Regions from separate parts of the Homo sapiens genome. Here region 2 is linked to region 1. Evidence: read pairs that join two places in POLR2A ChIA-PET (ENCODE). Cell type or tissue: PC-9. All regions are shown on one strand. Links, peaks and the distances in the headings refer to the core of each region. The heading gives the core; the rest is flanking DNA. Region 1 overlaps GALNT14 (polypeptide N-acetylgalactosaminyltransferase 14). Region 2 overlaps GALNT14 (polypeptide N-acetylgalactosaminyltransferase 14).

Region 1 (17,426 bases), core at 8,302-12,301:
CTCTGCTTTTTACCTAAGTTCTCAAAAATGAAATGTAAATATGCTTTATCAACCCCATCACCAGCAACAGGACAAGGCCAAGCCTTCTTTTTAAAAGCAGAGTTGAATGGAAGGCAGTAATAGCCCAGGGGCTAAGGATACTGATCCTGGGATCAGATTGCCCTGTTTACAGTCCTGGTTGTGCTGCTGACTAGGAGTAAACTTAAAGTTGCCTAGCTTCTCTGTACCTCAGTTTCCTCTTTTGGAAAATAGGGGTAAAAATCACAATAATGATCCTACCTAATTCAGTTTTTATAAAGATCAAATAATATATATATATACTAATATATATATTTATATATATACTAATATATATTTTTTATATATACTAATATATATATTTTAATATATACTAATATATATATTTTTATATATACTAATATATATTTTTATATATCTACTAATATATATATTTTTATATATATATATATATATATAAGGTATTTACCTACCTAATAGTAAATATTTTTCAAATTCTAGTTGTTGCTATTATTACAGGGTATGTGGGTAGGCTGATACTGAAGGGCCAGGAATGGAAGGAGAGGTTTCTGTGAGAAAACTCAAGATGATCAGGCAAGAGATGCAACTAAACCCCCAAACGGAGCACACATCTATACCCCAAGTACCAGGAAAGAGCATTAAGATCACTAAGTTGTCAGGGATGGTGAGGGGGGCAGAGGAGAACAGAGGTGGGTTTCAAGGTCAGGTTCAATGCCAGAGAAGTGGAAGTGAGTGGTGTCAAATCCCCATGAGTGTGGGGTGCTGGTCCTTAGCATCGGTCATAGCATTTCTCAATCCAGGCTTCTTACAAGAATCACTTGTGGTGCTTTCTTTCAATGCTGATATCCAGACTCCAACCAGCTGAAGTATCTCTTTTCTAAGCTCCCCAGCCAGGGTTAAGAACCACTGCTCTAGGTAAGCGCTTCTTAAACTTAAATAGGCAAACAAAGAACCCCTCTGAGGATCTTGTTAAAATCTGATTTAGTACGTCTGAGATGGGGCCCGTGAGTCCACATTTCTAACAAGCTCCCAGGTCATACCAACGCCGCTAGTCCACGGATCACACTTTGAATAGCAGGGACTTAGAACAACTATTCTCAAATTCTGGTTCCCCAAACCAGCAGGCCACCAGCATCAGCTTCACTTGGGAACTTGTTAGAAACACAAACTCTTAGGTTTCACCCAGAACTACTGGATCAGAAACTCTGGGGGTGGAGTTTAGCGATCTGAACTGATTGTGTCTCGGCAAGAGCTACAGGTGATTCTGATGCCGGCTCAAGTTTAGAAACCACAGAGCATCAGCCTGTACCTGTGGCTTATTTTTGTGGCCCAGGTGAAGTTCATAGGTAGGACTGGTGCAGCCAAAAGGCTGAGGGTCTGAGTCGAGAGTAGAGGCCCTGCAATAAGGCCACCACCTCCCCCACACACTACAGCCCTCTCCATTTCTCCACTGACATGACTTCTGTCTCGGGCTCTGCGGAGACTTTGGCCTCTCTGGTTCCTTCTTGCTCCTCCCTCCTTTCCCAGTTCTTCATTCACAGGCTCCATGTCCTGCCATCCTCCTAGCAATTGGCATCACCTCTACCGAGAAGCTCCTACTGTGGGGTCACTCCTGGCCCCATCGCCATTGGCCCACTCTGGACTTCTGGTTCCTTGAGGACACCCAATCATATTGATACAGTCTTTGCCCCTGGTGGGCCTCCTTTGTGTTCCCATCATGCCTTGCAGCTAAGGTCCTACTGATATCAGTTGCCCTCTGGGGTGAGTAACATGTTGAGCATCTCCTACAGTGCTTTCCTTGTGTGTGATAGGAATTCAATAAATGTTGAACAAATGAAAGGGAGGGTAACCCTGGAAAAGCAATTGACCACCCTCTCCCACCTGCTTTACGTGTAGCAAGGAAAAGAGGAGCTAAAGGAAGCCCCTTCTCCTCACCCTTCGATCCTCAGGGGCCTTGTAGAAGGAATCAGGAGAATAGACTCTGAGTTAAAGGAAAAATGCTTTTCCCTTAAAGAGTTCTCGTTACTGAAAAAAGAAGGGTGAAGAAACCGCATGTGGGAGGGGTCTGAGCTTATTAAATTTGCTTCCAATTTTCTTACCACAGTAATTGGATTCTGATTTATAGGATGCGTTTGGACAGTGCCTGAAACAGAGAACTATTAGCTGAGCATTAGAGCAAGTGCTGCCAGGAGGGCGGGTGTTGGGGTGAGCAGCTCAGGAATCTGAAGATGCCGCATGATGTGGGAGGCAGCAGGTGGGGGAGGAGGGGGAGGAGGGGGAGGAGGGGGAGGGAGGAGGAAGGCTGTAGAAGTTTCACCCAGCAGGCAGCTGTGCTGATTGAATCCCCAGATGCACCGGCGGTGTGGACCCCTTACAAGCAAGCCATGCAGGGCACCATGTGATAAAAGAAGCCCAGAGAGGCCTGGGGGCTTAATTTCCGTATCTGGAATGGAAGCGAGTAGCCATTTTTCTTTTGGTTCTTCGCCTGTGAAGTCCACGGTATTTTACGAGAGACAGTCCAGTCTATGTGGAGTGTGAGATGGCAGAGGGCAGGAGTAGAAGAAGCTAAGACAGGGGCAGGCTTTGAGCCTTTCTTAGGATTTCCAGGGTCCTTGGCAGTGGGCACTGAGTGATGCTACATCCAGTATGGCTCAAAAGGTAAGTTCTACAGCTTCGCAGGCATGCCCTACTCATTCATGCTTGGGCTTAGCAACCTTCCCATGCCCACCTCACCCCTTACATGCATTTGATGTGATCTTCACTGTTGAGATGGAAACCTCTGTCGTCAGCCTGTAGACATGCATGTCTCTGCTGCAACCTTGTCCTTTCATCCCTAGTCTCAGGCTAGGTGACAAGGCAAGAACAAGGTACCCCTGAGTGGCTTTCAGCACATCCCTGCTCTTCTCAGCCTCGTTTGTCAGCTGTGAAATAAAGGTGTTAGACTGGCTAACCTCGAAGCTTCATCATTCCTCAAGTCTCCACACAATTATAGATGAATGCATTCTTCCATTTATGGTCTCTTCATTCCAGATATATACTCATACACTGGCCCCCACTCACCTCAATCGAACAAAACATGGAGCTTGCCTGGGGACATCCTAGCTCCAACTTCCCCTCATGAGGTCAACAATTCTGCTCACACAGAGGAGAGACTTCATTTCCAGGTCACTGCTTAAGTCCTGTGAGATCACAAAGATGAATAAAATGGGGCTACATGTACTGGGGGTGGGAGGTAGGTGATGTGTTTTAAATAACGAATTCACTGTAAGGAAGAGACAACTTCCAGCTGGGGTGAGTCTGAGATGATTGTCCAGAGGAGTTCTGCTGTTCATATGTTAGGTTGGTGCAAAAGTAATTGCGTTTTTTGCCATTACCTTTAGTGGAAAAAACCACAATTACATTTTAATACAATAGAGAACTATTAGCCACAATTACATTTCAATACATAAAGCATTGACCGGTTCAACAAGTAGTCCTCATTTTCGAGTCATCCCACTTCCATCCCATCACCCCATTCTGGTGACAACAGCTGGATTTGCCATTATCCAAGTGGTACATAAAACATCTGGCAGACAAGCAGCCACAAATAGAGACACACCCCTCCAGGAGGGAGGGAATATTTTGATAAAGCATATGTATGTTCTTGCTAGCAGCGCCTATTATGGGGTTGCTTTGATTTCAGGGAGCAGATTCAGGGTGGACTGAGCTCGTGAGCCATGGGCTGGAAACTCTAGCCGGGGAAGCCTCATTGGGTCACCTCTGCCTGGCCTGGCTGGGTCTGTGTGTTTTCTTCCACATATTCTCCCAGCCTTTGTCCAGTGCGGTGCTAAATGGCTCAGACAGTGGGGCGCCCATCACTTGCCTGTAGGGAAAATTCTACACTTTGATACATCCCACCAGGAAGACATTTTTCCTTGGCTCCTTTTCCTCCTGGGAAATGAAGGGGCAGTGGCCCAGCCTCTCGTAGCATTTCTCCCTCCTTCTATTTACTCGGTTGGAATGGCTGCCAAAGATCATCATCATTTCTCTCCTTGTACTCGTCACTTAGCAGTAATAGGATAAAAATCTTTACAGCTGGAATGGCAAAGCATAAAAAATGTTCATATTCCCTCAGAGTCAAGGCTATTCCACTAGCTCAGCACAGCGTTAGTGATTCCACACCAAGGCTGAGGGGAGGGGAGGGGGAGCCCATCACAGATACTTAGCTTTTGCAAACAAGCTCTCCCCGTCTGTGACATTCTGGTCCCCCATGTGCCACTTTTCAATACAGGATGTGAGCCTGTTGATAGTGGGCCTAAGTGCCTTCACTCCAGAGCATCTGAGTTTGATCTCTGAGTTCACTCCAGAGCATCTCCTCCTCTGGGGGAGGAAGGGAAGAGCAGGAAGAGTTGCAGGACATCCTGGAAGTGGCTCTGTAGCAGAACTGTGTCCACAGCCCGGGGCAGTTTGCAGTACCATCTTGCCAGGGTAAGAGGGGAGGAACGGCCACAGGGGCTCCTGCCCTGTCTGTTTTCTGTGTAGTTATTTTTGTCTTGGCCACGTAGCAAAGCACAGGAGTTAGCAAGGGCCTCTGGGTCAGGATTCCTCCCCAGTCTTGATCTCCTGATTTCCTTGAATCCTGAGCCTGCAGGCCCCTCCTGTGTTCTTTGAGTGCCTGTTTTTTTGAGTTTCAGGGAGATTTCCCGAAGGGGTAACTCCTCAGACTTCAAAAGGGGACCAGTCAACAACACTGATGAGAATTCATCTAAACTGCCTTAGCTAATTTATTTTCTTGCACCTTGTTTCCTAGTGAATTCCTGCTAACGTTGACCTTGCATTGTACATTTCATTCATTCATTCATTCATTCACTCACTCATTTGCTCATTCCTTTACTCCACACATTTATTGAGCAATTGCCATATGCCAAGTCCTGTGTTAGGAACTAGTCTCCACTCATGGCCTAGTGGGCCCTAGGAGCTCATGGCCTAGTGGGAGAAATGGACATGAGACCAATTCCTGATGCTCAAATGTGGATTGCGCTAAGGCCATACCCTTGCTCTTGGAATTAATACACGAATTTCCTGCCCTCAGTGTTCAGGCACCCAGCTCCTGCCCTGTCCCTGGTTTGGGTGTAGTTATTTCCATCTTAGCCATGCAGCACAGCACAGGAGTTAGGAGCTGTCCTGTGAAAAAGACAAAATAGCATTAGGCTGGCCTGTGAAGGAGAAGGAATTTACACGTGGCTGGGAGGCAGAGGCTTCTTGAAGGAGATGGCGTGGGCTGCAGTTAGTGTGCTGGCGAGTGGGGCACGTAGGATTTTACCAGGTAGTAGGCATTTCAAGTTGAGGGAAGAGCATAAGGAAATATCAGGAGATAGAAGAGCCAGTGTTTTATAGGAGTAAGCCCAATTTACTTAGGGTGTAGAATGATGGAGGGGAGGAATGGAGGAGAATACTCTGGAAGATAACTTGGGGACATGTTGTGGCAAAGTCTTGAATTCAGGATAAGGAGATTAGAGTTTATTCAGTAAACCCTGGAATGCTTCCATGTTCACACTGTCACTGCCTCATTGTCACAGCAACACTGGGACATGCCCTAAATAACACATTCCTGGCCAGCACCATGGCCAGTAGGAAGAAAGCCAAAGTGTGACAGAGAAAAGAGTACCAGGCAGGAGTGGTGCCCCTGCCCCAAGGCTGGACAACTGTCCCAAACAAAGTGCAGGCTGAACAGGCTGCTGGCCCGGGAGCTAGAGCCTGATATGAGAACTTGGCCTGAAAGCATTTTCATCCTCAGGGTGGGGACATTGGATCTTCCACTGGGGAGTTCGTTCTGAAGTGAGGCAGGAACAGTGAGAAGCAGGAGCTAGTCTTAGGGGAGAAGGAGCTGATAGGGCCTGGAAAAGGACTCTGTCCTTCATCCCCAGACTCACTGCTGGGTTTCCAGACTGAGCACCAGTGTGGGCTGCACAGACTTGAGCAGAACAGCAAGACTAGCAGATTAACTCCACACCTAGGTCAGGGGACCCGGGCTCAGAGAGGTTAGGGGACTTGTCCAGGGTCACACAGCTAGTCCATGCTTGGCTGAAATGCAAAATCAATTTTTCAGATTGTGGGTCCATATATTTTATTTTATTCTGTCACAAACATAAAACTTCTTATTATGTCTAAAGTTCACTGAGTTAGAGAAAGTGTGTGTGTGTGTGCATACGTGTGTGTGTGTGTGTGTGTGTGTGTGTGTTTGACTTGTGATTTGGGGAAAGAGAAGAGGTGATAGATGAGGATTCTGGGTTTCCTAATTAAGATGGTTTGATTATTATATTTTAGCTTTGCCCAGAGGTACTAAAATACTACATTTCAGCCATATAATTCAATAAATAGTGTCATCTGGTGTTCTGCCATCTGGGCCAAATGCCTGTGGGCAGGTAACCCAAGAAGAACCTTGTGTGGCTTCGAAAGGTACCAAGTGGTCTTTGTTCTGGGGACAGATTTCCCTTCTCCCTCCCTAAGTTTGCCTCCTACATTTCACATTACCTGGGGAATGAGGCAGGGGAAAGAGATGTGGAAAGAGATGTAGAGACATTTTCAATGCCCAGGATGGAAAACTGATTTGGATTAAATATTTGCCAGGAATAATTCATTCAACAAATTATTGAGTCTAAGACTATTAAGTATAGATCAGTAAAAACAACAACAACAACAAAAAAAACAGACTGAAAGTGTGCCCTCATGGAACTTGAATGCCCCCAGTGAATAAATCCCTCAGGTGGACAAGTGGGAGCTACCTTACTACCCTCCCCAGGCCCCTAGTACCTCCCCACCTTACAGATCACTTTCCACAGGAGGCATGGTCCCTTAAGCTAGCCTTGAAAATAAGCCCTGGCCCGTGAACTCAGGGTTTCAGTAACACCAAGGGCAGTGTGGTATCAGTTCTCTCGCCTCTGAATTATCTGTCTTTAAAGGACAGAGGAAGAGGGGTGAAGAAGATTCCCTGGATTTGCACTCTGCATTCCGGGGGTGCTCTCCTCAGTGTTATGGGGAACACAGGAGGGGTGGAGAAGACAATACTGTTGAGTTTGGCTGCAGCTTTTGTCTATTTCATGAGCTTTCCATGTCCCAGTTCAGTGGCTTTTGAAATCTTCTTGCACAACCAAAATCTGCCGCAACACCAGAAACTCTCTTCATCTTTTCTCAAGGAAATCTTTTATTGAAATATAAGATACATATGGAAAAGTACACACCTCCTGCAGGTATATCTTGAAGAATTTTTCCAAAGAGAACACACCTATGTTCCTGCATCAAGTACCTACATCAAGTTAAAGAATATTCTGTGTTTGCCAGAAGCCACCCTTATGCCCGTGCCCCATCAGAATTCTCCGTGGCTACCTTGTCTTCAAAAGCTGTAGATTGATGTTGCTTGGTTTTGAACTTTATATAAATGGGATTACACAGTATGTACTCATGTGTATCTGGCTTCCCTCAAAGTTCTGTGCATGAAACTCAGCCACATTTTGCAAGACACAGTTTGTTTATTCTCATTGCTGTGTAGTATTCCTTTATAAGAATATATTACAATTTCTATATCTACTCGACTATCAGTGCTCATTTGGGGTTTTTCCAGCTTGGCTTTTATGACGAGAGCTGCTATGATTAAGCTTCTACTTGTCTTTTGGTGAACAGGCATATGTGTTTCTGTAGGGTGTACCCCTAGAAGCTTCTGTAGATATCATCAAATATTTAATGAAGTACTTACAGCAGAGTCCCTGTTGCACCAAGTCCTCATTATCAATCACTTGCTATTGTCTGTCTGTTTCATTTTTGCCTACCAGGAGGCTGAGTGGTGGTGTCTTATTGTGGTTTAAATTTGCCTCTCCCTGCTGCAATGAAGTGGCACACATTTTCCTAAGTTTCTTGACCGTTTGCATACCCGAGCAAGCGTTTTGCCCCTTCTCTCTGCATCTGTCTATGCCTTTTGCCCAAGAACCAGGCACAGAGGGCCTGGCTGTCAGTTCCCCCCTCAGTAACCTGCCTTTCTTCTGGATATTTTTTGCCATTTTGTCCAACATTGTGAGGCAGCATGATAAAGTAAGGGGAAGAAATAACTGGCCTGAGCCTGCGAAAGTGCATGCCCTTTCTAAGATACTGCCCAACAATGCCTTCAGCTCCCTGGGTGTCTGTTTCCTCCCACGTAACATGAGAGAAGTAAGCCAGAGATGCTTATTAAGGTCAGTTCCAGCTCTGTCTGCTGGTTTGAAAATACTTCTGCCGGTAAAAGCATGCGGAAACTGGCTTAGGTACTAAGTAAGTTGGACGCTATTTCCAGAAACATGAAGCCCTCCTGCTCGGCAGTGGTGCCCCTCCCCCTGCCCTGGATTACTCTTTCCCCTCGCAGACTTCCCTTCCTAACAGGACTCCAGGGCCCTGCAGAGCATCAGAGCCCTTTTTATTGCCACCTTGTCCATTTCTTCATGCAGGCCTTCTCCACCCTCTCATGCCCTCCACGCAGTGCAGGTCACCAGACCTCTCCTAGCCTGAGGTGCACATGTAGGCTGATTTGACATGTCTTCTCACTTATCTGAAAGCCCCGGACCTATTAAACACAGCAGCAGCAGAGATGCTTGCTCCTGGAGTTGGCACATCACGTAGAAGGCAGTTTGACTGCAAACATTGGTGACCTGCCCACATTTTTCAGTCTAGAATAAGGAGCTGAAACACACAGATGTCTTCCCTTTAAAACCTGGATCACTGTCAAGTTCCATTACCATTTGCCCCCAAGTGCTTCAAAGAACCACTGGCTCTTATGATATAACACATGTGCCTCTACTGCCAGGAAGAAATAGGGCTGGTAGGATTGGCTTGAGGAAATTTCAAGGAGGCTCTGTGCTGGGACGAAGGTCCTGGGATAATTCCTACAGGAGAGGATGAACCATGCAGTAAGCCCTTAGAGTAAGACTCTTCATGCCTTGTATTTCTTTAGCCCAGGCTGGAGTGAAGTGGCCTAATCTCGAACCACGGTGCCCCCAGGTTCAAGCGGTTCTCCTGCCTCAGCCTCCTGAGTAGCTTGGATTTTAGATGCCTGTCACCAAGCCCAGCTAATCTTAGTAGAGACGGGGTTTTGCCATGTTGGCCAGGCTGGTCTTGAACTCCTGACCTCAGGTGATCCACCTGCCTTGGCCTCCCAAAGTGCTGGGATTACAGGCGTGAGCCACCGCGCTCGGCCCATGCCTTGTATTTCTATAGGACTTCACGAAGTGCTTTCCCAGCTCTTTCTCATGTCCTCAGTAGCCCTTTGGGTGAAGAGGTCATTGCCATTTCACAGAGAAGGAAGCTGAGACCCAGGCAACGTAACTGGTTGACTGAGTGGCTGGGCTAGGTCTCCTAGCCCTGTGAGCTTTGACATACAACATCTCTGTCACTTACTAGCTGGACCATGGGTGAGTTACTCAAACTCCCAGAGACCCCATTTCTTCATCTGTAAAATGGGAATAATAATGGTCCTCAGGGTGAGGTGAAATAATTGATGTCAAATGCCGAGCCTCATCTTTAACCTCTAGTAAGCACTTGGTGACTGTTTGCTAGCTGTGGCCCTGAGTAGTCAAGTTAGTACTGGCATCAGGAGGGCAGCTGGGGCCTGCTGCAGTCACCCAGGCAAGAGGGGGCATCAGGACCAGCAACAGTTCTGGTTTCATCATCTTTCCTGCTGCTCCGCAGCTGTGGGCCAAAGCAGGTCTGGAAGGCAGGGCAGACAGGTAACAGGGCCAGGGGTGGAGAAACGGGTGACATGGATGAATGTAGAGAGGTCCAGGCTCTGCACCCTGCTCTCCAGCTCTGAGTCAGGGTGCTGCGGCTCATGTGAGTCACAGTGGAGCTGAGAACAAGGTGGGCTGGGTGCAGGGCATGTGAGCAGGGAAGTCCTTAGAGAGCTCTGGGCCTCGGCCTTGGCTCCTGGCTCTGAACATTCCATTTGCCTGAATGTCAGACTTACTTTAAAAACTGGAAAGCAAAATGAGCGAGGAGGCGACTGCAGTGCCACATCTGGTGAAATTTGTGCTTGAAAGATACTGGGGATGGAAGCCAAGGCCAGCAGAGGGAGTGATTTAGAGCCGGGGGCCAGCAACTACAAAATGTGTTTGACAAGAGATGAAAAGAGCGGGAGAGGAGATGACAGCTGGGTGGGGGCTGCTGTGGGAGGGAGACCTCTGAGCCGAGGGTGGCAGACACAGGATGGAGTGCTGAGGGCCACGTGAGGCCCCAGGTGACTGGCAAAGTAAGCAGGCACAATGGGATGTGATGGAAGCAGGAATCCGCTGGGGACTCTGTGGATCACTGAGCAGTGAGGGTCCCACTGGCCTAGTGAGGGGCAAGATCAGTAAATGTCCTTGAGCTTATCTTTGCTGTCCCTGAGGCAACAAGAGGAATCCCTGATCTCCATGGAAACTTTATTGTATTATCCAAACTGCTCTCCCCTCCTGACTCTCATGATAACCGTGGCCTGGCCAGAGCTGGCGTGGTGGTTGAGTCTCTTCTGCTTCCCTGCTCCTCCCTGTCTCTCCTCCTTGATTCCTCATAAGGTGGCATCATGTACTCCTTGTCCCACACCTTCCTGCCCTGCCTCTCAAGGTAGCAAACACCCTCTTTGCTCCCGTCTGCTTCATCTCAGGCCGGGTGCCACCACCCTTCAGACTTTCACCCAAGCCCTGATCTGTGGCATCATCCTGCTCTCCCCCCACTCCCATTTTGTTGTCTCCTCTGAGATATCTCTTGCTCCCTGAGATATCTTGCTGCCAAACTCAGCCGCTGCCCCCTCTCGTCTGGGTGACTGCGGCAGGCCCTAGCTGCCCTCCTCATTGACTCTGGCTTTCTAAATGCAGAAGGATCACTCCTCACCTGAAACTCTTCACATGCTGTGGGCACACAGCTCCTGTCACCACCCCAACCCTGAAGTCAAGGCCGCCCCCATCAGGCCATGGCCTGTGCCGACTGTGCTGTGAGGATTCAGGCCTCATCATTGCTGCTTTCTCTATTCAGGATGCCCTTTTGTGTTTTGGGAGTCTGGGTGGAGGGTGTCTTCTTCAGGAAGACCGCTTGCCCCTCAGACAATTTGGCAGCCCCTCCATCCTCTATGCTTACCCTGAGCAGCACCCCTTGCTGTGCATTGCAGACATCAGCTTACTGTCTATCACCCTTCCAAGCCCCTGAGCAGCTAGCACAGGAATGCTGACTTATCTTTGCATCTCCTGAGCCTAGCACGGTGCCTGGCACTCACACTGTCCATCAGTATCAGCTGAGTGAATAGGGGCCCAAAGCGCACCTCGTGATTCCTTCTCAAGCTACTGAAAATATCAGGGATTGGGAGTGCAGGTGCCGGTGAGCGAGTGAATCCTCAGAACAGAGGGAGAAAATCAAATCACAGGAAATTTAAAACCATCCTCGCTCAACAGAGAATTATCCACGTTCACGCATAAATCCAGCGCCACAATTGGCAAACACGTATTGATCATACCATCCCCCTGATGTGTGGGAGGCACCATATATATGTTCTCTCGGTTCAGCCTCACAACTTTGCTATGACCCTTGTTTTAGAGATGAAGAAATTGACTCCGGTAGCTTGAATAACTTGTCCACAGGAATTTAAAGAAGTAGAAACGTGGCCCCTGCCTGCAAGAAGGCAGTAGTTACCTAGGAAGATGGCACAGTGATTTAGAAAGGGGAATAGTCATACCAGGCGGCCATGTGGAGTGTGGTGGAGGAAGTGATTTCAGCGAAACTGCACAACAGTGACAGTTTGGGCAGCTGGAGGAGGGAAGGTAACAGAATCTAGGGAGGTTTGTGGAGGTTGTGACACAGGTACAGTCAAGGGCAGTGACTGGGCTGGTTTAGCAGGGCCAGAAGGCTCCTGCAAGGGAATGTGGGGGCAGGGTGCTGAAGAGCTAACACGAGGGTGGAGGCCTTGAGATGCTGGTGAAGGTTTAACTGCAGGTGGCTCTGAAGGTCGGGAGAGGGTCCTACAGTGAGAGCAGTGTGTTAGGAAGATGGAAGAGAGAACGGCTGTGGAGAGGGTGGGAGGAGTGGTTGGAAGTGACTCTTCTGCAGGCGGGAAGAATAGTTAGGAAGCTGTTGCAGGAGGGCAAACCAGGGGTGTAGATCAGGCTTGGTGATATAAAAAAGAGGCAGATTTGAGTGCAGTATTGGCTCAGGGGTGGATTGACTGTACGAAGGTGCAGGAAGGTATGGGAAGCCTTTGCTTTTTCCCTCCCTGCTTCAGACCAGAATGGCGCACGGATGTGAGTCCCCTGGGGAAGAGGCATAGGACCCTTGACCCTCAAACAGACCATTCCTGAGCTCAGGGTGCTGAGTCTAGCACATTCCTGGAGTTCCTTGGCTGCAGGCCTTACTTTTGCTCCTTATAGCTGTTGCAATTGGAGGAACTTTCCCCTTTCAGGTGAAAGGAGGGAATGATGCTTCTCTGATCCTTTAGGTGGAAAGTCTGAAAAATATCATGAAATAGCTCTAGGAGTATCAAGGGGAGATACTATGCTTTAGCAAGTGAGGGATGACCCACACCCATGATTTTCCATCTTTCCAGAATCTTCCAGCATGCAGCGTTCAAGATAAAAGACAGAGAGAAGGGCTGGGTATGGTGGCTCACGCCTGTAACCCCAGCACTTTGGGAGGACCTGGTGGGCGGATCACCTGAGGTCAGGAGTTCGAGACCAGCCTGGCCAACATGGTGAAACCCTGTCTCTACTAAAAATACAAAAAATTGGCTGGGCATACTGGCGCATGCCTGTAGTCCCAACTACTCTGGAGGCTGAGGCATGAGAATTGCTTGAACGCCGGAGGCAGAGGTTGCAGTGAGCCAAGATGGTGCCACTACACTCCAGCCTGGGTGACAGAGTGAGACCCTGTCTCAAAAAAAAAAAAAAAGACAGAAAAGCCAATATGGAATAAAGGTTTCAGAGGCAGTGAGTGTGGATAATCTTCAAAGGGCATTCTCGTGGAGCTCGTGAGGGCACCGACTGGTAGGGGGGAACCAGACCATCTGGGTTTATGTTGAGGCCCCACCACTCACTCATTGTGACTTTCCCTCTCCACCACCATGAGAAGAGGAATTGCAGCACCCACCTCGGGGAGTTACTGTGCAGGCTGAAAGCTCTGGGAAGAATACCTGAGACAGAGTGAGGATTCAATTGTGTCATCTATTATTACTGTTGTATGATGTGATTTGAGCAGGGCTAAAATAAGACATGAAGGAGCTCTGGTCCCAGACACCAAGGTATCTTTTTTAGGAAACATTTCAAAAATAAGTCTTGGCCCAACTCCACACTTTCTGTCCCAGCTAGGCTCTGCATTTGCCTTTTGAGAAGATTCTTTTTTGCACACACACACACACACACATACACACACGCACACGCACATGCACACACAGCTGCCGTCTGGGTGGTGCTTGGTACCGGCTAACACAGGTCCTGCCAGTGTCCCTAGAGAAACCTCTTTGCAGCCTCCATAGATCTGCTGATCTTCCTGAAGAGCAGAAGCTGCCACTTCCCCCAGGGTTTCCACCAAACCTCAGTGTTCCACTCACTTGGAAGGGGCTAGGCAATGTAAAAGATCAAGATTAGTTGTTTAGAAAAACAGAAGGATCCTGGTGCATTGGAGTAATGGCCATTTCTAGGAGGTCTTTAAATGCAGCCAGAGGAGTCTACGTTCTTTAAGTCATGTGGTCCTTCTGAGCCCAGATTGCACGAGTCAGTACAGGCAGCAGAACTGCCTGAGGAGGTAGATTGGGGCCAGAGATTGAAAAACCCTGTCAACTTGCTATCCTGAGCAGCACTGAGAGCTGAGATGGATCTGCTGGTTCCAGAACAAAGAGTGGGAGATGTCTGGCCTTCTGTGTTCAGTAATTATGTTTTTTGCTGAGAGTAGTCAAAGGCTTGTCATAATTCAGTGGAACAAACCCTTGAACAGTTCTTTCAGATGCCAGTTGGTAAATGAATGCAGGTATGATCCATGGAATTGGGGAAGAGAGGAGACAGGAGGGAGATTTTCTAAATTTTACAATTTCAAGCTAAATTTTACAATTTAAAGAGTTGTTAATTATTCTGAGATTGTGGCCTTTTCTGGTGTTTAAATACTCTTTCTTTTTGAAATGATGATGATGGTAAATGATGGGATTTTAAAAATACATACTTTCTCACAAAGTAAAATGTCACGAACTTAATTACTGTCTCTATAATGTTTTTATTTTATTTTACTCATACCAGAAAACCAAGACCTAGAAACCATTATCCAGCAGTAACATTGAAATTTTAATTTGTATTATATACCAATTAAAGTTCAGGGACAACTTAGGACAATGATTTCCAATAGAAATAGATGTGAGCTGCATATTATTTAAAATTTTCCAGTAGTCACATTAAAAAAGGTAAAAGAAGTGAAATTAATTTTAGTAATAGATTTGATTTACTCCAATGTATCCAGATACTAACATTTTGACATGTGATCAATTTTAAAAAAGATAAGTAAAATAGTTCACCTTTGTTTCATACTAAGTGCTTGACATCTTGGGCATATTTTACATTTACAGCATATCTCCATTCAGAGCAGACACATTTACAGTGCTCAGTAACTGCATGTGGCTCATGGCTGCCCTACTGCATAATGCATGTCTAGGAGAAGAGGGTGTCTGGGCCTCAGTCTGTCGAAGGCTTCAGTCTTTCCCCTCTTGCTTCATCATCGACATTTTTCATCATTCTTGGAACTTTGGTAAACAAGAACATCCCAGCCTTTTAAACACAGTTGAGTATTTCCAGCATAACAGACAAAACTTAAGACCTCTCCACGGACACCAGATGCCACCTGATATTCCCCAGGACACCCTTAGCCCAAGGCTTCTTATCGCCAGCCCCCTCCCCAACTCATGGCTCCATACTTCAGCTTCCAGATTCTTCTTCAGTTTGGGCAATTTCTTTGGTCTCTCTTTGCTGTATCACTGACCTTGGCCTTTGCTCAGCTTTTACTGCTCTGGAGCTCCCTGTGAGGGTGTCACCCATAGCTTGGCAAAGGACATTTTCCTCTCCAGCTTTGACCCCAAGTAAGCCTCACCTGCCTCCCACCTTCACTTATCCCTCCACTCATTCTTCAGACATTTATCGTATGTCTAGTATGTTTAGTCATCATCCTGGGTATTGAGGTTACAACTACAAATAAGTCCTTGCCTTCACTGCAGCAACAGTCGGTAGAGGAGACAGAAAAGTAATTTCACAGTGCTTGGTAATAAATTACAGCAATGGGGTGAACACAGGGTCCTAAAGAGGCACGTTGGAAAAGCCTTGGGAGACTGAAATGCTTCCCAGGGGAAGTAACTTCCAAGCCAAGATTAGAAGAGGAAAAAATAGCCTGGCGTTGGAAGCGAGGAGAGTGCATTTCAGATATATGGGAGAGAGACAGCACTTGCAAAGTTCCAGAGGGGACAAAGAGCAGGTGAAGCAGAATGTGGCTAGAACTTTGAGAGTGCAGAGGGCAGGAGTCAGAAGTGGTGCCAGGCCACTAAGGATGGTGAGCCATGATTAAGAGTCTCAGTTTGATTTTGTGAGCAGTTGAGCAGCATTGAAAGAGGTTAAAGACGCAGTTCTGGAAAGATCATTCTAGCTGCAGCATGCAGGGTAGATTGAAAAGGGATACAGCCAGAGAGGAAGTTGCTGCAGTAATCTAGAAAAGACAGAATGGAAGTGGAGAGAAACAGCCAGATGGAGAGATAAAGAAGACAAATGCACAAGACTACATTTAATCACATTGGGTCTGGGGCAGAAAGAGGCAGGATTAGAGAATATCTCTTGGTTTTGGCACATAGTGCATAGTGAGCTGGGGAACTCAGGAGGGTCAGCAGGCTTGGCTGAGGTGTGGGAAGCAGAGGGTGGATGACAAGGTCATCTCATGGGGTCATTCAAGAGAAGATGCTCATCAGGGTTAGTGTTAGAGGTTAAAGGAGGTAGGCACTGGGAACTCTTTGAAAGCTGCCCACCAGAGCACCCGACCAAGTTCCTAAGCAGTTCACTTCTCTATTCTGACCCACTTATTCCCTTTCTAGACCACTGGAATTAATAATATGTTCAGCACTTCAAAGGTGGTGATATAATGGAATAGCGAATCTCACTGTTATGTTAAGGGTCTTTTCTGAGACACAGGATTTCTGTAACCAAAGTGAGGGTGGCTATTGAGGCAAGAATAAGAGCAGTATATGTTTATGTGAATGAACGAATTAATCTGCATGTGAAATCCCAGCAAAATTGACATGAAGCAAAAATTTCATTCCTTACAGTGTATCAGTGTTGCCCATGAAATGAGATTAAAAGGAATTTTTGATTTTATAGTTGTCATACTTTTCATACTGCTTGCATTTTTCTCTTCTAAAGGGTTCAGTTTGAACCAAGGGGCCAGCCACAGATTCGGCATTTTATATTTTTCCTCATAGCTGAGAGCAGGCTTCCTTACATAGATCTGAGCTGTGGAGGTGTTAGATGTTCTCAGATCTAAAAATGAAATCTGTGATTCTAAAAGCCAGTAGCAAGATCACTGCCCTGAGTGCTGAGATAACTGACGTTCTGGAAAGGTCATTGGCCAAGAGCTTTTCTCCGCTCATTCTTTCTTCCTCACACACATTGGCTCTGAGTTGGGGCTGGTGGTGAGGAAAGGAAGGGATGAGGCATTGTCTACAAAGCCATCTGTGCTAGCACTGGTGATGGAGTGATGGAGGGATGTGGAGGAGGGAAAGATGTGCCTACGCCACCTGCACCTGGGATCCATAGATTGTCACCTCCATGGGGACAGAGAGCTCTCTCCCAGGAAGTTGGTCCCATTCCCACTTTATGTTTTATGTTTGTGTTTCTCTTTGCCTTTCTGGCCCTGGAAATTAGGGAAAATGGAACATGATGAAAATGACCCATTCATTTTCTCTTTGTGGCTCTGGCCTCTGCAATGTGTGCTGGAAGTGCAGGACTTGGAAGGAAATCCTAATTTCTATTTAGGTCAACATAGCTTTTTGTTTAGTAATAGATGTGCATGAATCACCTCACCCAGGGCCTTGCTGAGGTCACATCTTCGCCCACCTGATCAGACTCCAGTGGAAGCCCCTGTTTAGGATGTACCCGTGGCAGCCCACCAGCGGTTTCCCATCTTCCTGTTACCACCCAGGAGCAGCAGCCAGTCCCTCCCTCCTGGACAGGTCGCTGTACCTGCTGGTTTCCAGAGCTCAGTAGAAACCGCCTCTTCGGGTGGTCATTCAAGAGTGGGCATGTGAGTATACACAGTGTACAAGGCCACAGAATAGACCTGAGTCACAATTGGAACAGTCCTGGTTCAGAGGTATTACAACATGTGACGAGGACGCTGGAGTCCAGCAGGCCTGG
Region 2 (13,285 bases), core at 9,286-13,285, 150 kb before region 1:
GCGGCTGCCACCCCTGTTCTCTAACTGTTCCCGACCCTCTCAGCTGCATTGGAAGTTGAATGTGCCCAGAACACCACGAAAGAGCCTGTAAAAACAGACGCCTTGGTATTGGCGGGGAGTTGAGGAAATGGGAATCCAAGTGGCTTTTCCAACTCCTGCTCAGTCAGTTCCTGTGAGGGAGCCAGAAGGTTCCCCCTATAGGCTCACTCTTACCTTCAGATTCAGAGCCCTGTAGGGGGAAAGGGAAAACTTCCCCATGGCTCTCCGAAGGTTCACTGAAAATCAGTTGACAAAAGGCAGATCAATAGGAGAAAAGGCATAATAATTTATTTGATCATAGTTTTTCGTGACATGGTAGCCTTCCGTTTTCTCTTCACAGATTTGGCCCGGGGACACGGAAGGAGGCCTCTGGGGGATTTCCTGGCCAGCCAGGCAGTCTTTATAAACTGGGTCCAGAACAGTCGTCTAGGGGTCTGGGCAAAAGCCTTGGAGGAGCTTATGGTCGGAAATGGGAGACTGAAAAACAGGAAGATGTGGGCGGGAGGTGGCGTCTCACCAGTTAAGTACAGTACAGAGGGCCTACTGTGTGCCAGGTGCATAGTAGGTGCCTTCCTCATAAGTAGTTGTAGGAGTTGGGTGGTAATATGCTTGTTTCATAGATCAGGAAAACAGGTTCAGGGTCTTTAAGTCACGTACCTTAAGTCGTTCTACTGGTTTGAACTCCAGCCTCCACGCTCAGGGTTTCCAGTATATCAAGTTGCCTCTCGGTTTCCCCTTTTTAACCAAGTCTTCTAGCACTTATGTTCTGGAATCTTGCCAATGCTTTGTCGATTTCAACAAGCATTTATTTAGCACCTATTGTGTGCTCAGGCAGTGTGTTAGGTGCTATGGGTAGAGAGAGATAGAATTTACTCTCTGGGGGGAGAGGAGTTCACTCATCATTGGACCAGGATGTGAGGTGTGCATAGGGCTAAGAGGGTTCAGTGCACTGGGTGTCATGGGAGCCTGAGGTCTCCCTGGAGGAGGAGGACATAACAGAGCTGAGCTGAGAAGGATAAACAGGTTTGTCAGTAGGTAGAAAGGGCATTCCAGGTAGAGGTTAACTGCATGAAACAGGCTCAGAGGAATGACACAGCACGTTGTGTGAGTTTGGCATAATTTGAGCACAAAGTATGTGGAGGTTGGAGGGATAAAGTTTAGGGAGGTGTGTAGGGGCTGGGTGGGGTAGAATCTTGTGGGTGTGAGGACTCTTGGAGAGGGTCAGGCAGTGAGGTGGCGAGGCCAGATTGATGACTTCAAACCACCTTTAATAGCACCAGATCACTTTTCTCACTCAGCCCCTGCCCATAGATCTGGAGAGCTTTTCTTCTTTTTCCCTAGGTGGTTCTGCTCCCTGTGATGTAGTTAATGATACCTGCAGGGACATGAACTTTCTCTGTTTTGCTTCGACCCTCATTACCTTAAGCTTGCTTATTCTTAGTTTACACCAGGGATCTGGGACAAGAGACCTGTTTCTTTCTTTGTGCACTCTTTGTCCCTCCTCCTCTCCTGCCTCTTCTTATCCTGGCGTGTGCTCAGCACACATCTATCACAGGCAGCTGTATGCCAGGCTCTGTGCTGGGTTTGGGGGCTGCTATGATGAGCACGCTGTGTCCCTGTCCTTTGGCATGGGGGTGGGGGGCCACATAAGTTGCAGGATGAGGCAGAATTACCAACAAATGAGTGGTACTTTAAGGTGGGGAGTGGTTTAGTAGCAGAAGTCAGGACATTGTACTGTGCAGTCACAAAAGAGGAGGTTTTCTAGTTTTGAACCAGTTGCTCTTTGTCTTAACATCTTGTTCCTTCTTTTCCTCATTTTCTGTATCCTTCTAGAACCATGAATTTTTATAGACTTAGAAAATCTTGACACCTCTTACTATTAGGTGTCTTCTTTTTTTTTTGTTAGTATTTTTCTTCTTCCTGTTTTTCCCTTGTATGTATGTCGCTCTGTATCTTAGTGTGTATGTACCTGAGAAGAGAGGAAGAAAGACAGAGACTCCTTAGGTAACGCCAGAACAGTTTTATTCCCTGTGACTTTGTATGACAAGTCCAAATTTATATGACATGTCCAAAGGAGCACAGTGGTACCGAAACCTGGCTGCATGTCAGAATCACCTGGTGAGCTCCATTAACATGCAGATTTTTGGGCTTACTACAGAGATTATGCCTCTGTGAGTTTGGGAGAAGGTTCTAGAATTACTGTTTTTACCAGGGTTGCATGTGATTCTGAAGCAGCCTATTGATGGGTGGCATTTGGGAGCTAGATGAAGAATACCAAGTCTGTTGATCGTGGTTTGGTTGGCTGCATGTAAATATGGTCAAATGATTTTCTTCTTGAGTGTGCTTATGGACCTAACCCATGTAAGCCTATGCATGCATGTTAAATAACAGCCACCAGCATTTCTATAGGGCTTTACAAATTCACAGACTCCATTTACATATATTAGTTCATTTAATACTCACAACTGCACAAGGGAGACAAGATAGTACTTTTATGCAGATGACATTAAGGAGGTGAAAAATTTGGCCCAAGCTAACCAAGCTGTCCAAGTGGCAGCATCAGGACAAGAATGGAATGGGATCCCTCCTGAAACTGCCCACTGCTTGCTTTTTCCATGCCGTTAAACCCAGAGACTGCCTGAATTGACAGCAGGAATTCCCCACCCGCTTCCCAGAGCTCCCTTGGCTCATCCCTAGATCCTCACCCTTGGAGAGCTCCCAGGGGGTTTGTGTAAGGGAGGTGCTAAGGCAGGAGCTACTGCGGAGGGACATCACCCCTGCCCTTGGAAGGCACCATGTGGGGCACAGGAGGCTCCCCTCACTGGATGGAGCACACCCTGATGAGGAGAGTCCCTGTGTTGGGTGGTTGCAGAGGCGTTGGTTTAGGAGGCCATTTGCCAGGGCAGAGATTGTTTCTTCAACAGTAGGAATTCGGATGGGACTTCCATCTATCATAGGGAAAAAAGTTGGTTTTTGAGTGAGTTCCGTGCTGTAGGTTTTCCTAGCGTGTAATCATGGGGACAGCTCTTTGCCTTGGACATGCTGAAGCCTTGGAGAGGTTTTCTTCCTGCTCAGGCCTCTAGGCATCTTCCCAGCATGGGTGAGGGAGTCAGCTTTTCTTCCAAAGCAAGAGGAGTGGGCTCCCTTCCTTTGAATGTATTCAGAGAAGTTGGGAAAGGTGTAGAGATTGGAGAGAGCTGTATTAAGGGCTCCTGGTCTGGGGAACTACCCGACCCTTAGATTCTGTGGAGCAGATTGCCTTCGGAGAGGCAGGTTCTGGTTCTGGGCCATCAGGCCCTTGTTCTCTTTTCCTCGTGGTCTTAGGAAATGTCTCCACTCACCTAGTGACAGGATCTCCAAAGAGGGCGGGATGAAATGAAATCTCTGGTCGCTGGGCCCCAGTGCAAGTGAAGTGAAGAAGGCATGCTACACTCCTGGCTTAAGGAAATTTATTAGACTTTTTTCTTAGTTTCAAGAAGGGCTGATTCTTTCTATTAATAGCTCAAGTAAAGAGTTCTTTAAATTTGACTTTTTAACGTTAATTTCATTCTTTTACTGCCTCCCCCCCAATTATCCAGCAAAGCTCTAATTTCTAACTGAAAAATCCTGTAACAAATTGAGTGTTTTAATTCAGACTGTATTTGAATGGTAAATACTATGCCACTTAAAAGTAGCTGAAAAATGTTTTAATTTCTTCTCTCCCTATCATTTGTTTGCCATTTGGAGAATCATACAATAACTGACTAAAATTTTAAAAATATCAGCAAATTTGTCTCTTATTTCTAAGAAACTAAATATAGTCCAGGTGTTTAGGGCTTAGTAAAAGCAAAAGAATTGTAGGCCTGAGGGTAATTTTCAAGGAAGGTATTGGAAATGTAAAGGCTTTGAATAAAATGCCTCTGGCCCATGTAAGTGTATTGGTGCTGTACTAGAAATACAACAAACACCATTAGAAAATAGCTTGTCTTTCTGTAACATTTGCATCCCACCAATGCCTTAAGTATATGACACTGTTATTTTATTCCTCATTTAGTAGATAATTTCTCTCATTAAAAAAAGTCATAAATTTTAGAGAGAGACCCTATTAATCTACTCATACTTGGTATGTGCATATTGGACTCTGTCCAGGGAATTTTGTAACTGTCCAACGGGTTCTTGTTGCCCGCTTCCTAGACAGAGCCAATGTATCAAGACAGGGGAATTGCAATAAAGAGTTTAATACACGCGGAGTGGCTGAATGGAAGACTGGAGTTTTATTATTACTCAAATCAGTCTCCCCGAAAATTCAGAGACTGGGTTTTTTTTTAAGGATAATCTGGCGGGTAGGGGGCCAGGGAGTGGGAAGTATTGATTGGTAGGGTTGGAGATGAGATCATGGGGAGTCAAAGCTGTCCTCTTCCTCTGAGTCAGTTCCTGGGTGGGGGCCACAAGACCAGATGGGCCAGTTTATCGATCTGGGTGGCGCTAGCTGATCCACCCAGTGTAGGATCTGAAAAATATCTCAAGCACCAATCTTAGGTTTCACAGTAGTGATGTTATCCCTAGGAGCAACTGGGGAGGTTTAGAATTTTGTGGCCTCCAGCTGCATGACTCCTAAACCATCATTTTTAATCTTATGGCTAATTCGTTAGTCCTACAAAGGCAGTCTGGCCCCCAGGCAAGATGGGGGTTTCTTTTGGCAAACGGCTGTTTTCATTTTTGTTTCAGGGTTCTTCCCAAAGTTAGTGCAGCCTACACCCAGGATTGAACAAAGACAGCTTGGAAGTTAGAAGCAAGATGGAGTCTGTTAGGTCAGTTCTCTTTCACTGTCAATTTTCTCATTGTTGTAATTTTTGCAAAGGCAATTTCAGTGTGACTCTGGCATGACCAGAAGTAGCCCATGATGAGATGCATGCTCATCCTTTCAGTTGCTGTGTGGGTGCCTGTACAAGGTGCTGTGCTTTCTTTCCATTCTAAGGCAGTTCCCAGGAGCAGGTGTCTGGGTGGTGGTACACAGCTGGCTCCTGCAGAGGCTCTTGTGAGTGACTGAGAAATATGCAAATGGCAGGTTGGGATCCCAGGTAGTCAAGAAATCATATGTGGTCACTTCTTAGATGTCAAGAAGCTTTTTCTAAAACAAAAACAAAAACAAAACCACTGAGCCTCTATCCCATGGGTATGGTGAGAAATTCACCGTGGGTCATTTTTGGCCTATTCTGGGTTGTCCCAAGGCCCGGAGTCCAGGCCTCTGGTTGTCAGCGCTGAGTCAGTGGCGGATGTGCTGTGTCCCAGCTTCCTTTCACTCTCCTAGCCCACTCTCTCCCCCAGGTCCCTGCAGGAGGCCCTGTCCCAGGGACCTGCAGATGGAATCTCTTTTAGTCAGGCTGGGGAGCTCTATCTCTCCCTAACCTTTGTTTCCCAAAGTGACCTGATAGTTTTTGGAAAGAAATACCAGGAATTCCTCTCTCAAACTTCCCCAGAGGCACAGAATGATACCTACTCAAATCAGAGAAGACAGAGGGGCAAAGCAGGAAGGGAAGATCCATTAATGGCCCTGTCACAAGCCTCCCCAGTCTGTCCAGAGACTAACCTTTTTCAGGGCTGCCCATCTGGTTGTATCATTTAAAAGTGCTAATTTCCACTCATCAGAGGTCATTTATAAACTGAACAGGGACGGAATAAGGCTGCCGTGGGCTGACGCCTGAAGCCCAGGATTCCTGCACAGCTTGGTTTTCATGCCATCTGATTTTACCTCCTGTGCCTACATCCTACACCATGCCTCCCCATCCCAGCTTTCTGAAGTGGTCTTATTCATTGTCAGACACCCAGGAACCAGTTTTTGAAGACCTTCATTGCTTGAGCCCTTGTTTCATTTCTAATGTTTGCAGTTTTGTCACTCTTCTATAGCATCCCAAAGTCCCCAATGCATTTTTTGGAAAATAATCTGAATTAGAAAGCAGGGCCAGATCCCCAGCTCCTCTCCTGGGGGAGTCTGTGAACCCTGCCATGGCTTTTGAATATTCCACCCCAGAGACCTAGAATCGTAGACTCACCATCTGTTTGGGGAAGTGAGTCTGGACATGCCCGTGCCCTCTACCACTGGCTGCAGGCCCCTGCCACTTGCCTGTATTTATCCTGGGCTGGGTGTGAGCCTTTTTCCTCACAGGGTCCTCAGAGACTCATGCTGCACACAAGCGGCAGGAGATAGAGAGAGTCCCACCTTCTCTAGCTCCCATCATGTCAAGATCAAGTGTGTTTTACTCCCCGAGTTTCCTGATAGACATGGCAGCCAGTGTGGCCACTGGCAGTGCCAGGGGTGACTGAGATTCCTCTCTTCCTGGCTCAGTCTCCTTGACTGTGAAATGGGAGCAGCTCACTCTAGAACTGTCTGACCCCCACTTGCTTACCAGCAGTCTGAGTCTTTTCAGGTTAGTTATGAATAACTGTGAAGTGAGACCTTATGGCTATAAATAATTATACTACAGATACTCTGTGTCTATTACTTTTAATTATTTTACCAGAAATGCTAGATTAACCAAAAAATAAATCAGTCTCAGTCCTCAGATGTTGAGCTGATTAAGAAAGAACCCCTTTGGGATACCGAAGAACATGAACACACACATATACACACACAGGCACACACACAGGTGCGCGCGCACACACACACACACACACACACACACACACACACACACACACACACACAGAGGTACCCTGGGGAATTCTGCAGGAGCTCCTGCAATGTGCTGGCTCTGGTATTTTGGTTTTTCAGAATAAATGGCCTGATGTGACCTTCTGAGGTGACAGTCTTTGCATTTGGCAGTGGCTGCTGCCATCCCAGGGCCTAATGAGAGCTAGAGGCTGACAGAGGGATAGAGGAGGGGACATCTCTGTGGTGTGGGAGGTGTGTGCCACCTAGGGCATCCTCTTTCCTCCTGATGTTCTGTCCATGCTCCATCCTCCCCTTCACATTCTTCTTCTGTCCCCTGAAAAGCCAGCCTGGCTATACAGCCCCAGGGTCCTGGGACCAGGGCTCCAGTGGTGGCTGGCCCTCTGCCCTCTGCTCTGTAGAAGCCCAACACTTCCCTGCAGGCCCCAAGGTCAGGAGCAGCCACCTCTGAGAGCACCGCTCTGGACACAAAGCTAGTTCTTTCCTGAAGGAAGGAGGTTGCCACTCTGGCCTTTCTATCAGCAGGAGCCCTTATCGCTGGGAATACAGAGCCATCTGATCCCCTGCATCCTGGACAATGCTGGTTTCAAGTACAAAGCCTTTTCTGCGTGCCATTTCCTGGAGACAAGATGAGGCACTTAAAAAATAATTAAATTCTCCTTATGTCACTTGTCTTCTTAACTGTAAGCACTACAGAGATCTTTCAAGGAAATGCAGGAGAGCAGGGCACACTCACATGTCTCTGCCCTGGGATTTGAATGCCCAGATGAAGAGAACAACCACCCCGGCTGTCTTCTTCCTAATGATCCTGCTCTTGCAACCCGATCTGCATGCATGCTAGGCAAGGAGAGAGCCTGAAACATCTATAGAACTAGTAGGGCCACTCTCTCTTGACGAGCTCTCTCCAAAGAGGTTAACTGTCTCTTTTCTCTGTTTGCACTATGGTTTGGAAATAAGGATTTTCTTCCTTAGTTGTCTGGGCTGAAGATTTATGTAGCTTCTCTTATTCCTCAGAGAACAGTAATCATTGATGTCCCTCCCACCCCCCACCTCCCAGCCATAGAGACTGGTCCAATCAATATTTATGTGCCCATCTCTCGCAGCTGCAACATGCAGGCATAATAGATGCCAGATTCCTTGATGGCCACTGAAAAATTAGCTGGTGCCTGTATTTCAGGCTTATTGTTTCCTAGGATCTCAGGGAGATCAGGCCACGTGGTCTGTGGATTAATTAAGGCACCCAGATAATTGGCTATTAATAGATGGCCAATTGATGGCTGCCAGCTGGGTGCTGAATTGACTAATGTCCTTATGGTGGGCAGGTGGTCTTTATCAGAAGAGGAGCTAGCTGAAAGACTTTACTAATTAAAGGGTGAATCAGGAAAAGAAGATAAGAGGTAGCTTTTTTCCCCACCACTTGGTGTGATGTTTTACAGTTTACAAAGCATTTATATCCACAGTTGCCTCATTTGATCCTTACTGCGACTTTGTGAGGTGAGTGTTATTATTATTCTCGTTTTCTGAACTGTGATGAATCTGAGGTGATAGCAGGGTAGGGACTTGGGCAAGCTAGCCTAATCAGCAAGTGGGCTTCAACTCGCTCTTTTGACTGTCACGCATATGCTGTTTCTGTTAGAGCCACGCTCAACTTCAGGTGAGATTCCTTTGCCAGGGAAGATGAAATATATATGTGTATGTTATATGTTTGTTTTCATATGGACAAAAAGCTAGTGCACTTGCTGAGAAAAGATGCCCTCCCTCTGCTGAAACACCAGCATTGCTTTGTGTGTTTTTTTTTTTTTTCAATTTTATTTTTTAACTTACAGAAGGGAACTGGAAAAGGGATTAAGGGAAATACAGAGCTTGTCTCTGGAAGGCCACCAGAGGGTCTGGAGGACTTTGGGTTTTCTTCTAGGAAAGGCCAAGTTTAACCCATGCTTGGGCCAGTCAGGGCCAGTCCACGGGACCACTGCTTTCTGGAGTGGAAAGAGCTGGGACTGTAACGGCAGACTCGGTGGTGCAAGAAGTGGAGAGAGGCTCTCCGCCCTTCCCCCTCCCCACAAGTACCCCACATCAGGTTCTGACTCTGGCCTAGCCAGGAGCCCACGCTGCCCTGCTACTACCTCCCTCCTGGGCCTGCAGGGTTTGCTGGCAGGACAGGAGGCTGTGCTGTTCATTCCTAGGCTGCTCCAAGTTAGAAATCAGCAGGGTTGTGGAGTTAAGACACAAACTGTTTGAGTCCCTTTCTTGATGAATGTGGTCCTTAAACTATAGGAAGCAATTTCCTTCCAAGAGGAAAAATGTCATTTGAAAGAACCTAACACATCCTATTTGAAATGCAAGCAAGTGCCTGGGGAAATGACTCCAGGAAGTGACTTTAGAAGATATCCAACGTCACCTTAATGTAGAGGGTGCCCTGCCTGCATCTCTAATGCCGGGGTGTCCTGGCCATGCCTCTAATGTGGGGGCACCCTGCCATGTCTTGCTGGTTAGCCTTGAAAACTGATGGACAACTCCTCAGTTCTGTCTCGTTGGTGGCCTGCTGGTTCTACCCAGTACAGGGACCAGACTCTTTGTGGAGGATTTGGAGGTTGGGTTTGAGTTATGTAGGCTCTGCCCACATATGTGGTTAAACTTAGGAAAGCGTAAGATCAGGAGGCTGCTGATGTCTTCCTGGATATTTTGTCTGCAGTTCCAGTAAGCTCCTGGGCCCATGGTGGTGTTTTTGTGACATGGCCTAAACAATAAAGTTGGTACTCTGCTCTAAGATCCCAAGCAGAAACATGACTTTTTTACTCTTGTCCTTTTCCCCCGAGCATGGCAATGTTAAAGGACACTGCATTTTTAAAAACTATGTGTGGAATAAGAATGAAAAGAAATGTAAACCTAGATGACCCTGATATTTTCCCTCTCCACTTGGAAGCCCTGATGGTTTTCTAATCGTTTGCTCAGATCAACTCTCTATAATTCTCCCTGCCTGTCTTAAAACTGAAATTATGATTTCTGCTCCAGATTTTAGCTTTTCTCCTAAAATTGAGTGTATATTTTGGTAAACTTCTTGGCAGTGTCTACTAAAGCTAAACATATGTGTACATCTATGACCCTGCAATTCAACTCCTACATATAAACCCAACAGAAATGCTATGTATTTTAGGGAATGTCATGCACTTGAATTAGAGCAGGCAAACTTTTTCTGTCAAGGGCCAGTAAGTATTTTTGTTTTGTTTTGTTTTTAGGTTATATGGTCTCTGATGTGACTATTCAACTCTGCAGTTGTAGTTTGAAATACAATATGTAAATGAATTAGTGTCACTGTGTTCCAATAAAACTTTATTTATGGAAGCAGATATTTGAATTTCATATATTTTTCACATCGCATGAAGTATTCTTCTTTTGGTATTATTTTGAAAGATTTATAAATATAAAATCCTTTCTTAGTTTGTAGGATGTACTAGGACAGGTGGCAGGCCAGATTTGACCCGCAGGCTGTGTGATTGCATTTATATAAAGTACAAGAACAGGCGAAATTCATCTCTGGCATTGTAAGTCAGTTCATGGTTACCTGGGTTGGGGTAACTGACTGGATGGGGACAGGACATTTTGGGGCACTGGCACTGTTCAGTTTCTTGATTGGGGGGCTGGTTACACAGGTGCGTTCACCTTGTGAAATTCCTTGAGTACATGTTCTTTTCTCTTTGTGCATTCTACTTCAATAAAAAGTTGAAAAAGAAAGATCTGAACTGAGTGTGTGGCTCCTGACTCCAAGTTTTAGCACCTCATTTAGGGTCAGAGCCTAGCAGTTTCCATTCTTTATATAGCCACTGGTTTCTGTTTCCCAAATAAGTCTTTGGAAAAGGTCTTGGTTTGAAAGTTACCCACGTCTTACTCCCTTTTATAGACAGAGAGACATTTAGCAACTGCTATGGCACAAGCACCAGCTAACCAAAGTATGTGCTGGATCATAGGAAGATGATGGGTCGTAGAGTGGAGGGGCATGCAGGACAATGGGAACTGCGAGTAGGACTTTGGCTGGTATAGTAGCCCCATGGTACATCTGGGATGAAGTCTACCTAGAGTTATAGGTAAGAGGTGAAAGTGTGATTGCAGAGAATAGAATTATGTGATGTGAGTGAGCTACTGGCTTGTAGAACACTCGCTTCTTGTTTCTGCATCCAGAAGAACAGGCAGAGAACTAACAATCTGAGCCTGTAGTAAGTGTTGGGTGCTTTCTGAGTTAGTCATCTATTCTTTTTAACAACACTGCACGGCCGGCATTCTTAGGTTGGTTTTTCATGTGACGAACACCAAGGCTTAAGGAAGCTTGGTGACATATCCAAGATCATGCTGTTTATAAGTAAGCCAGGGATCTAGATTCCAAACCAGGTCTGTCTGCCTCCAGAGCACCCACCCTCTTTCAACTTCCATATGCTCACCCCAAGCTTCCTTCCCTCCCCTCACAGCCACGTTGAGTCTGTGAAAGGGAGGACTTGAATGTATTTTTCCCTTTGCAACTTGCCTTTAGAACCTGGGTTCACTGTGCTTCCCAGAGTGAACAGTTTAGATCAGAAATTGTTGGATGAAATAGTCTTACATCAGAAGCTATCTCTTTCAGGATGAGTCATTTTAAAACAATGTTTAAAGAGAAAACTTTACAATATTTTCAGAGAAATATTTTGTGCTTTCACCGCTATCTGACATCCCCTTATGAATGCTGTCCTGCCACAGATGACTGGGAATGTGTCTGGTCCTAGGGTTAAACTTTAAAAAAGGAAGTCTCCAAAGTATCACATTTTTGAGAGTGTTAAGGTGCTTTAGGAATACCTGAAGACTGATTAAAGAGAGGACACTGAGGAATTAACCAACAGATGCTGAAAATACAAAGGCCATCATGAATGGCTAAAAACTGCAGCATCACCCCTCAGAGAGGAATCGTCCTGTATTTAGCATAACACCACATTATTTGGTTGTTTGTGCTGAGGAGTTGAAAGCTATCATGTGCCAGGAAAATACTCAGCATGGAGCAGTAATTATGGATCAGCTGATAATAAAGGATGTATTGGATTGACTGCTAATTAGATTATTAGCTGCAAAAACAAATACCTGCTATTAACCATAAATAAGCTGCACTTATGATATTTTCTACGTTTTACACTTAGTCCTTTTTATAATGTGCATTTCTTTTCTTTCTGTGCCAAGACTTCCCATTTTCCCCAGTCATACTGAGCATATTTGTGGGTCAATAAACATTGAGCCACAATTAAAGTGTTCTTTTTTCCTTCCATTCTCCTGAAGAATGGGGGGTGAGAAAGCTGATATGCATTGAGCGCCACGTGTAAGGTCCTTGGTGAAGTGTAGTCTGTTTTCTCAGGGAAGAAATAAGGGCTCTTTCAAGGCTGGATCCAGATCTTTCCTATGGGCACAGAGTCTTTGTGAGGGGTAAGATCTCTGTGAAATCAATGCTGCTATTAATTGCCAAAGAAATGACCATGTTGCTCTTCTTTCTTGTGGCATTTTCAGGTTTGGTCCTTGTTTTTCAAGGTGGCTGGGATGAGCCCTTGGGCGCCTCAGGTGCCTGTATCACCCACTCCTCCCTACCAAAGAGGGCATCTTCCTACAGGTAGGTTGACTGTGTGTCCCCAGGAGTGTGAGGTGCCAGCTGCTTTTCTGCCCAAGCAGGCCCTGGGTACTGTGGGTAGGATGATCTGCCAGAGCTCCTGGGCGCACCCCAGGATGTCTGGAGAGAGAAGTTGCATCCAGCAGGAGGCTCTGGCCATGCTCTGAATAAGTGGCGCAAGTGACTGTCAAGTGTCCTGCATTCAGTGCTAGTAGAAGACCTGGTTTGTGGCCTCCGTTATTGGCCAGGAGTCCACGTAGAAAGAAGAGGCTTCCAGGGGAGAGGTGAATGTGAGTGCCTTTTAGGAGAAATGCTGGGTGCTTTATCTGTATCAGTTATTCATTCCTCACAACCACCCCACAAGGTGGGCAGGCTGAGATTCAGCGACTGCTACCAGTACAGTCATACTGGTTATTTAAGGTTGGTGCCTTTCTCTTTAAACAGTGCCTGGGAGGTTGCAGTGAGCCGAGATTGCACCACTGCACTCCATCCTGGGCAATAGAGGGAGACCCTGTTTCAAAAACAAACAAACAAAAACAAAAAAACAGTGCCTGAACCATGCTAATTGTTAACATTTTCTCTTTGCAATATTATCTCTGGAGGGTGTATCGATTACCTTTATTTTTACCAGTGAGGGAGTTGAGGTTCCTAAAGGTCCAATATCTTGCCCAACACAACAAGGGTGACATGATCAGGGGAGGAAATCCAACCTTACAGAACAACGCCTGGTAAATTTAAATGCAATTGTCAAACGTTTATCCCCATGTATCCCTGTAAAGATTCTCTTCTTCCCCTCAGCCTCACTTTCCACTTTGACTCAAAAGAGAAAAGACAGCTATCCATTTTGCATTTCCTCCCACCATGAATAATTGGTGGAACTAAGACCGGACGTAGGATGCTAGAGCCCTGGCAGGAGTGCCACTGGGGCAGTTGGCAAGCAGGAAAGATGGGTGAACTCCTTGGAGGTTTCCCCCTTTGAGTGC

Evidence for each region. Peaks named below come from ENCODE experiments on the same cell type or tissue, not always from the same donor. Only the 100,000 strongest peaks of a DNase experiment are listed, where the experiment ranks them.
Region 2: POLR2A ChIA-PET joins it to region 1 with 6 read pairs; 1 of 35 experiments calls an interaction of 5 or more read pairs at or near these places.

The regions. Positions count from the first base shown.
Region 1 is chr2:30,972,612-30,990,037 of GRCh38, reverse strand. The region is part of intron 2 of GALNT14 (polypeptide N-acetylgalactosaminyltransferase 14); the gene reads left to right. Among named protein-coding and RNA genes, the nearest start is that of GALNT14, 160 kb to the left of the region's middle. In PC-9, for the core only: a CTCF peak has its summit at 10,099 (motif pointing right); a DNase peak (open chromatin) is centred at 9,907; H3K27ac peaks cover 539 bases.
Region 2 is chr2:31,124,174-31,137,458 of GRCh38, reverse strand. The region is part of intron 1 of GALNT14 (polypeptide N-acetylgalactosaminyltransferase 14); the gene reads left to right. Among named protein-coding and RNA genes, the nearest start is that of GALNT14, 7.6 kb to the left of the region's middle. RefSeq lists an enhancer at 7,047-7,548. In PC-9, for the core only: no CTCF peak of the experiment used is centred there; a DNase peak (open chromatin) is centred at 10,958; H3K4me3 peaks cover 837 bases; H3K27ac peaks cover 2,398 bases.